Linked DNA regions of Homo sapiens: region 1 is linked to region 2. The links are chromatin contacts, found by Hi-C in ENCODE. All regions are on one chromosome and are shown on one strand. The core of a region is the stretch at or near the end of the contact, and the rest is flanking DNA. Distances in the headings are between cores, read along the strand shown.

Evidence for each region. A loop is a pair of places that touch in the nucleus more often than their neighbours do. Pooled maps may share reads with other maps.
Region 1: a loop to region 2 is called in a pooled map, with 11 times the contacts of the local background. The contact joins the promoter of SHB here to the promoter of ANKRD18A in region 2. A Hi-C loop is called at or near these places in 2 of 37 single-sample maps with no recorded cell type and 9 of 50 pooled maps.

Annotation. Positions count from the first base shown.
Region 1 is chr9:38,066,549-38,070,689 of GRCh38, reverse strand. SHB (SH2 domain containing adaptor protein B) reads left to right here and starts at 1,463. Exons shown (of 6, transcript NM_003028.3): 1 at 1,463-2,761. The coding sequence starts at 2,045. RefSeq lists silencers at 1,053-1,862, 2,283-2,332 and an enhancer at 2,223-3,026.
Region 2 is chr9:38,618,595-38,623,343 of GRCh38, reverse strand. It overlaps ANKRD18A (ankyrin repeat domain 18A), which reads left to right and starts at 2,748. Exons shown (of 16, transcript NM_147195.4): 1 at 2,748-3,264. The coding sequence starts at 3,059. FAM201A (family with sequence similarity 201 member A) reads right to left here and starts at 2,256. Exons shown (of 2, transcript NR_027294.1): 1 at 1,979-2,256; 2 at 60-1,512. RefSeq lists enhancers at 1,121-1,330, 1,983-2,102.

The DNA.
Region 1 (4,141 bases), core at 214-2,713, 550 kb after region 2:
TTTTGAGGGTTGCCCAGGCAAATTCAAAGCAGCACCAGGCCCTAGTGGCAGCTACTTCATCTTTAGGCAGCATTTCCCTCTCAACAGGGAGCATGCCACCTCCCCTGGGTGCAGATCCCAGGAAAAGTTACACTGACCAAATCAGGCCACTCCCTGGGACTGTTTCCTCAATTTTGGTTAATAATCAAAGGATGATCTGAAATCGCAAAGAAGAGACTCTTGGAAAAGACATAATTATGGTGCCACCCGACTTAGGAACTGGCATCCAAGTCCACCTGTGTGACTTTCCTCTGGGCCTCAGTTTCTCCATCTGTAAAATGAGGTCCTGTATTTATTTTTTGAGACGGAATCTCCCTCTGTCGCCCAGGCTGGAGTGAAGTGGTGTGATCTCGGCTCACTGCAACCTCTGCCTCCCAGGTTCAAGCAATTCTCTGCCTCAGCCTTCCGAGTAGCTGCTGGGATTACAGGTACCCGCCACCACACCCGGCTAATTTTTGTATTTTTAGTAGAGACGGGGTTTCACCATCTTGGCCAGGCTGGTATTAAACTCCTGACCTCGTGATCCACCCGCCTCGGCCTCCCAAAGTGCTGGGATTACAGGCGTGAGACACCGCACCCGGCCGAGGTCCTGTATTAAATGGATCCTTGCCAGCTCCTACAACATAAGGCATTAAATGTTCCCACAACTTGCTCCCCGCCGGCTGGCAGCGAACAGGGCTAAAGCCTCGACTTCCTCAGAGGTGAAAAGGTAAGCAAACATTCCGACCTCCCCTAGCCTTGCTCTCGGATTGGTGCTGGGCCCGGCTCCCACCGCCTATCCCGACCACATCCGTCATCTGGACTGCTAATACACTCATTAGCATAAAGATTCCTCCGAAGACCTGGCGCACGGGGCTGAACCGGAGTCTGTCCCTTTAAGGAAGAGGGACAGCCACTCTGTCCCTAAGGGCACTAGGCACTGCATTTCCTCCACACGGGCCACGCTGTAAACTAGACAGGTTCCGTGTTAATCCACTCTCCCTCCTCAACCCCGACAGGGGGATCCCTGGAGTGAACAACGCGCGGGGTCCCGGGGGACTGCGGAAAGGTTTGGCCTCTGCGCGTAGCAGGCTCCGCCAGGCAACCTCTCGCCCGAGGCGGCGGCGAGCTGCAAGCTAGGTGGAGCCGGCTGCGCGGCGGGACCCCAGCGCCCTGGGGCAAGACCCTGGTGCTGGCGCCAGGGCAGCCGCGGGAGGTGGCGTGTGCAGGAGCGGAGAGGTGCGCCCACCCCGGCCCCGGGCGCGAGGGGGGCGGGGCTTGGGCCGCGGCCCGGGGCCAGGCTCGCGGGGATGGGCGGTGCTGGGTCTGCGGGAGCGGGCGGGGGGCGGGGCGCGCGAGCGGGCTCCGGGGGGGCGGGGCGGCGGCGCGGGGCGGGCTCTGGCGGCCTGAGTGTCACACACGCGGCGGCTCGGGAGGCGGCGGCAGTGGCAGCGACAGGCGCCGCCGGGACGGGCACGGGCGCGCGGGCTCCGGCGGGCGCCGGCTGCCTTCCTCCGTCGCTCGCTGTCTCTCCCGGCCGCATTCTCCTCCGCTGCGGGGCCGAGCTCTCCCCAGCGCTCGCAGGAAGGAAGAAGGGAGCCGAGGACGCCGAGAAGTTCCCGCGGCAGCCGCGGATCCCGGCCAAGGCGGAGGCTGCGGCTCCGACGGGGCAGGAGCGCGATCCACGGCGAGGGGCGTACGGCCAAAGGGTCCGCGGCGTGGAGCGCTCGGACCTTCCGCTCTCCCCCGGGCGTGGGCCGGGACCCCATGAGACGCGCCCACGAGGGGCGCGAGATTCCTAGCTTGGGCGGCGCTAGGCGGAGGGAGGTGTTGCAGCCGCCGGAGCCAGAGAGCTGCCGGCAGGAGGCGGCGGCGGCAAGAACTTGAACTTGGCGTCGGGAGCGGGCGCCCCGGACGCCCCCCGCCGGGGCCGGGGCGCCGAGGGACCTGCGCCGCAGCGCTGCCCCCCGAATGGCCGCGGCGGCGGACCGGGCTCCCGCGCCGCGGCCCTAGGCGGCCTCTCGCCATGGCCAAGTGGCTAAACAAGTACTTCAGCTTGGGCAACAGCAAGACCAAGAGCCCCCCGCAGCCGCCGCGGCCAGACTACCGCGAGCAGCGGCGCCGAGGCGAGCGGCCTTCGCAGCCCCCCCAGGCCGTGCCGCAGGCCTCCTCCGCCGCCTCGGCGTCCTGCGGTCCGGCCACCGCCTCCTGCTTCTCAGCCTCTTCGGGCTCGCTGCCCGACGACAGCGGCAGCACCAGCGACCTCATCCGCGCCTACCGCGCGCAGAAGGAGCGAGACTTCGAGGACCCCTACAACGGGCCTGGCTCGTCGCTGCGCAAACTGCGCGCCATGTGCCGCCTGGACTACTGCGGCGGCAGCGGGGAGCCAGGCGGGGTCCAGCGCGCCTTCTCGGCCTCGTCCGCGTCGGGCGCCGCGGGCTGTTGCTGCGCCTCCTCGGGCGCGGGGGCCGCCGCGTCCTCGTCCTCGTCCTCCGGCTCTCCGCATCTCTACCGCAGCAGCAGCGAGCGGCGGCCCGCCACGCCGGCCGAGGTGCGCTACATCTCCCCCAAGCACCGCCTCATCAAAGTGGAGAGCGCCGCGGGCGGTGGGGCCGGGGACCCCCTGGGGGGCGCCTGCGCGGGCGGCCGCACCTGGAGCCCGACGGCCTGCGGAGGCAAGAAACTGCTCAACAAGTGCGCCGCCTCAGCCGCGGAGGAGAGCGGGGCCGGCAAGAAGGACAAGGTAAGGTGCCCCTTGGCCTCTTCCCGAGGTTCCAGAGCCACGGTGCGCACGGGGAAACCGAGGCACCCGCCGCTCTGGTGTTGAGTCTCTACTTCAGCTTCGGCCTAGGACCCTGGGTCGGGGCTGGCGTGCTGCTTCCCGCTTCTGCCTCCTCCCGCGCCCTTTTCCTGGGACCGGCGGCCTCCTGACCCCACCTCTTTCGCCGCTGCTTCCAGAACGTCCCCTCTGAGCGAGAGCGCCCGGCCCAGCCTTGCCCCAGGAAGACGGACCCAGTCAGTCCTTCTGGCTGCCAAGGAGTAAAGTCAGAGTCAGAGCTGTCTAGGACTTCGAAGAGCTTTGACTCCTGACACCCCTTATCCCAGCCTCCACCCTCCGCTCACGCTGTAGGTGGGAAACTGAGGTCCAGAGCAAGGAAGGGACTCGCCCAATATTACACAGCTTTCTTGGTGGCAGATCCGGACCGGCTGTCTCCAGCGTGTATATGTAAATCTCTCGCGGCTGCCCTGCCCGGCCCTGCCCTGCCCCACCCCCAGCTCTAGGTTTCCAAATCCGGGCTGCCTGGTACCGGAGCTGCTCCGGGAACCTCCACGCGTGCTTTTCCGGTTGAAATGCGCTGCCTGCAAGAGCGCTCCTCATCGAACCCGTCAGTTCCTCCCGCTGCGCGCGGGAGGGGGTCAGCCTATCAGGCCCGGCTGGAAGGAGACCCCACCCCTCCTATCCTCACCTGCTTCCTTCCTGACCTCACCCCTACCCCATAAGGTCCCAGGAACACGGGGGGACTTTGTGACAGCCCCCTTCCTAACGCATTAGGCCACCTAGATTCCTCCCTTTGAAGCAGACGAGTTAATTACAGCCAGACTAGGTCCCCTCCTCCCCCTTCACACTCCTGTGAAGCCCTCCCTTCCCCCATAAAATAATACTTGTTCTGTCTTCTGGTGGAAGGCAGTGTTTTGATTAAATCTGAGGCCCGGTGGGAGAGCTCCTTCCTTCTCAGCGCCCTGGTGCGTGGCTGTTGTTCTCCCCACCTTCTTCCCCCAAAGGTAAACCTTTGCCCAGGCCTGGGCTGGGGGAGACTGATTAAGAGTCTGAGTTCCTTTTAGGACTGGATGTCCAGACAGGAGGGAGACAGGCTCTTACCTGCCATCTGGTGCTTGGAAAGGGATCTTTTTTGTTTGCCAGGAGAGAGGAGGAAGGGAATGTCCCTCTAGTTTTTCTGCCTGGCCTCCCCTCCCCGAGGTCCCCAGAATATCCCCTCCCCTGTTTGATCTGCATGGGCAGTCCGTGGAAGATCCCACCTCTCCCTGGAGGCAGTTTGGGGCACCCCTCGGAAGCTTGGACTCTGGGTTTCTAAAGCACCTAGGATGCCACACCTAGATGACG
Region 2 (4,749 bases), core at 1,499-3,998:
AAATAAATAAATAAACAAATAAATAAATAAAATAAAAAATACCCATCACCTCAATTTTATTTTTTGTGGTTAGATATTTGAAATTTACTTTTTGTTATTTAAATATACAGTACATTATTATTGACTATAGTCATCCTGCTGTGCAATAGATTTCAAAACGCATTTCTCCGGTTTAACTGAATCTTTGCATCTGTGAACAACTTCCCATTTTTCTCCCCAGCAACACAGCCTCTGGTAAGCATCATTATACTCTCTACTTTTATGAATTCAATTTTTAGACCTAAATTTAAATCCAAAAGCTGTAAAACTTCTGTAAAATAACAAAAGGGATATTTAGGTAACTTTGGGTTTGGCAATTACTTTGTAGATACAACAGTAAAGTACATAAAAGACAAATTTCTACCATGAAAGAAGATATTGGTATGAAGTCGTTACAATTAAAAACTTTTGCTCTGGGAAAGGAAATAAGAGAATGGAGAAACAAGCCACAGACGGAGAAAATATTTGCAAAACACCTGTCTGGCATCCAGACCATTAAAAACCACTTACAACTCAACAATAAGAAATCGAACAACCCAATTAGTAAATGGACGAAAGATCTAAAGAGGCTCCCATCAGAGATGGCATATAGAAGGGGAAAAGCTTATGAAAAGATGTTTGCCCTCCCAACGCTTTTCCCTCCCTGCGTCCCTCTCCCTCACACACCCTCCGCTGCAGCGGAGTGGGAGCGGGTCAGGGGCGCTAGGCGGTGACGGTGACGGTGACGTGCTGTCTCTCGGGCGAGGCGTGGGATTTAAGCGCATTATAAGCCGTGGGTCCCGGGGAATCCGAGAGGCTGAGCTTGGAGCCCAGACTGACCCGCCTCTCTCATGGTCCCGGCCCACTGCCCTGCAGAGCCCGCCTTACTCTTCCTCTCCACAGGTCTGCTGTGGCTCCACCAAGCCTGGTAGGCCCACAAGGAGCTGCATCCAGCAGGAGCCGCCGCCCGGGAACAAGCTACCCGCGGGCTCTGGGGACAACCGCCCGTCTGATGAGCTCGGCTGAGCGTGCACGCAATGTCGAAATCAAGGACGCCTGGATGCTTTTCATGGCAGAGTGACAAAAGTTTACCAACAAGAAGAGGAGCAGGGCTGCTGAAAGGTGCGGTGCCGCGGCGCCAGAATGCGGGATCCTGAGCCCTGCATGCGAGTCTTCGCGGGGCCGATCGCTGCGAGCCTCGCTTAGGTCCAGCCGCCTCCAGGGAGGGCAATATCCACGAGACGCGGGGAGTGAGGGCGGTGCTGGCCGCACCCCTGGTCCTGGGGCCGCGGGAGCCGTGCTAGCAGGCCGCCTTCCACTGCCGCCTGCGCCGGGTCGGGTTGCTGCAGCGGTGCCCGCTGCAGGAGCTCCGCGCCTGCTGCTTCTCCGACGTCAGGGCGCCGCCAGGATGACAGGTGCAGGAGGCTGCGGCTGTGGGCAGATGTGGTTTCCAGCCCCAGGTCCCGGCGGCCCCTGGCTTCCCAGCCCGCTGTCCTGTGGGCAAGAAGATGAAGAAAGTCACCCCATCAGCAGGTCAGCTGCCCCGCCTGGCAGCCCAGCCAGACAAGGCAACCGAAGTTCATCCTGTCTGAGTTGACTTTGTGCAGGCAGCGGGCCGGCGCCCAGGATGCTGGGGAGCCCTGCGCGCCGGAGGCCGACAAGCCGTGGGGCCCAGAGGCGCCACAGGGCGAGAAGGCACCCGCCTCCCAGCGCTTTCACCCCCCGGCCCGCCCGACCCGCTAGGTGTAGCAGTGGCTGCGGCCAAGCCAGGCATTCTGCCCGGCGGCGGCTGCACAGGGGCGAAAACTGAGAACCCCTGCTCAACCCCATCCGGAGTGACTGCCAAGTGCCCATGCCAGCGACCCCGATCCCCCTCCGGTGGAGGAATGGGCGGGAGGCACGGCCTGGGGGCCCTCAGGCTGGGCGCGCTGGCGATCCCGAGGCCGACCAGGCCATGCACCTCCAGCCCGCCTGGGCACCCAAGCTGCATCCGCCTTCTGTGTGCAGGCAGCAGCCTCCAGGCAACCCCCGAGCCCGCCAGCACTCCCCACATCTCAGAACCGGGGCCAGATGTCCCTGTGGCTGCGGCTGAGCTAGGTGGTCTGCCCTGCAGCGGGAACCGGCTCTCAGCCCCATTCCCCGTGGCTGCAGAGGGCCACTGGCTAGAGGTCCCGAGCTTCAGCAGACGAGGAGCCGAGCAGGGGCAGGGCCTGGCGGGCTCTCAGGCCAGGTGCACTCGCGATCCAGAGGCCGCCTAGGCCGTGCTCCACCACCTGGGCGCCCAAGCTGCAGGCGCCCTCTACCTGCTGGCGACAGCTGCCTGGCAACTCCCAAGATGGCTGGCGCTCCCAGCCTGGCAGAACCGGGGCTACATGTCGCCCTGGCTGCGGCCAAGCCAGGCGGTCTACCCGGCGGCGGCTGCACCGGGACAGGAACCGACCCCCCAGTCCCATCCCCGGTGGCTGCGGAGGGCCCCTGTCAGCGGCCCCGATCTCTCTTCGGAGGAGGAGCGGGTCGGGAGTCAGGGCCAGGCAGGCCCTCAGGCGGGAAGGGATGCACTCCTGGGATTCCGGGACGTCCCGCGGGAGCCCAGGAGAACCCGCAAGCCAGCGACGCGTGCGCCCGTGCTGCAGGTGCCCCCTGCCGGCCACGAGGGCTTGGGAGCGGCTTCCGGAGTCCCGGCTGGCGCTGAGTTGTAGGCGCGCGCCTAACTGGCATCGCGGGGACTCACTCGGTCTGAGAGTTCGGAGCGCTGAGGTTCAGGCGCGCGCCTAACGGCTTAGCTGGGCTCACTCGGTCTGAGAGGTCGGAGTCTGCGAGTGTCGCTGCTGAAGGCTGTGGTGGACCGGGCTGGATCGCGGATTCTGAGCTACATTGCGGGTTTGGGGGTGGATCTTGGATTTGGGGGTGGATCGCGGGTTGCGGGGGGGATCGCGGGTTGCGGGGGAGATCGCGGATTTGGGGCGGAGTGGGGGTGGAAAGGCCACGAGGAGCCGCCGCGGCTCAGGAGCGGGTGGTGGGCGTCTGAGAAGTCGCCACCATGAGGAAGCTCTTCAGCTTCGGGAGACGCCTGGGCCAGGCGCTCCTGAGCTCCATGGACCAAGAGTATGCGGGTCCGGGTTACGACATTCGGGACTGGGAACTGCGGAAGATCCACAGGGCTGCCATCAAGGGCGACGCCGCGGAGGTGGAGCGCTGCCTGACGCGCAGGTTCCGGGACTTGGACGCCCGCGACAGAAAAGACAGGTAGCTCGGGGACTCAGCCCGCGGTGGGAGGGGGCCGCAGGCCCGGCTTCCCTGCAGCCCGGCAGCCCCTGGGGCGGGGACCTTGGAGGGCGCCGGGCACCCTCGGAGCAGCGGAGCCAAATGGAGCCTCAGCTGCTTTCCGTCGCTGGCAATTCCCCGTCCGTCGCGCTTGGTGGAAAATTTGAGTGATTTAACTCACAAAGTTAGGCATATCCACGTTTAAAACATGGGGCCATATACATGATAGGGAGGTGCCTAATGAGAACTCATTCCCCTGTCAAAAATACCATGAGCCTTTTTCAGTAGGCGAAGAGTTCTCAGATAAAACCCTGTGTCGGTTTTACATCCGAATCCACCTAGGTAGACAGGTTCTTTACTGGAGCTTCTTAGAGGGACACTGGGAAGCGCGAGGTGGGTTCCTTGAATGGGAAGACTCAGTTTTCTCAAAATATGAACTGTTTCCATGTTTATCAGTTTTACATAAACTGAATGAAGATATCAAGGTTTTATCATTTTTGCATGACACTTGCTATCTATCTTACCATTGTGATGACATTTAAAAATGTTTATAATGGAGTGAAAAGACTTGCTCCTCTAGATATCAAAATGTGCTATTAATTCCCACAATTAATTATTTACTAACAGCTGAAAACACAGATAAATAAATGGAACAGAACAGGAAATCCAAAAACACTGAAATATATGTAAGATATATACATAGGGATGGATAATGGTAACGTTTCAGATGAGTAGGAAAAGATGAGTTATTAATAAAATGCCTGCTGTGTGAAGAAAACTAATGAAACTTTATGTCGCAAAAATGGGTTCCTGATGGAATTCAGACTGAAATTTTTACACATGCAAAATGAGAAAAAGTACCAGAAGAAAACGCAAAGACTTATTTATACAGGTACATTTTATGTTAACAAAGGCCTTCGTAAGAATGACCTCGCAAGCAGGCATTCTGAAAGTTGATTTAGCAAACTAAAAATTAAAATCCCCTGTGTATCAGAAAAAAATTAACAAAAGATAACACACTCGAAAAATATTTCCTATATATATTTTTACTAATATATAAAAATATATATTCAGATGAAAAGTGTATCTTCATCCTACAGGGAATTTATTCTTTATTATATATAATACATATTACTGATTATATGTATAAGAAATTGTATATATTACTAATATAATGTGTTATATATATATATCAGTTATATATATACAGATAAAAAGCACATCTTTATTTTACAGGGAATTCTTTCCAATCAAATCCACAAGAAAAGAACTCTAGAAGTGAGCAAAGCACTTTTTGCAGATTCACAAGTTACTTATGTACATAGGAAAAAATCCTTAGTGTTTCTCATAAGATAAGTTAAAAGAGGAGTGAGACTGTGTTCTATCCACAGTGTTTGTGAGAATGAAGAGCAGTGGCACTTACACTGCTGCTTGAAGTTTAAGTTGCTGATGACTTTTCAAGTGGAT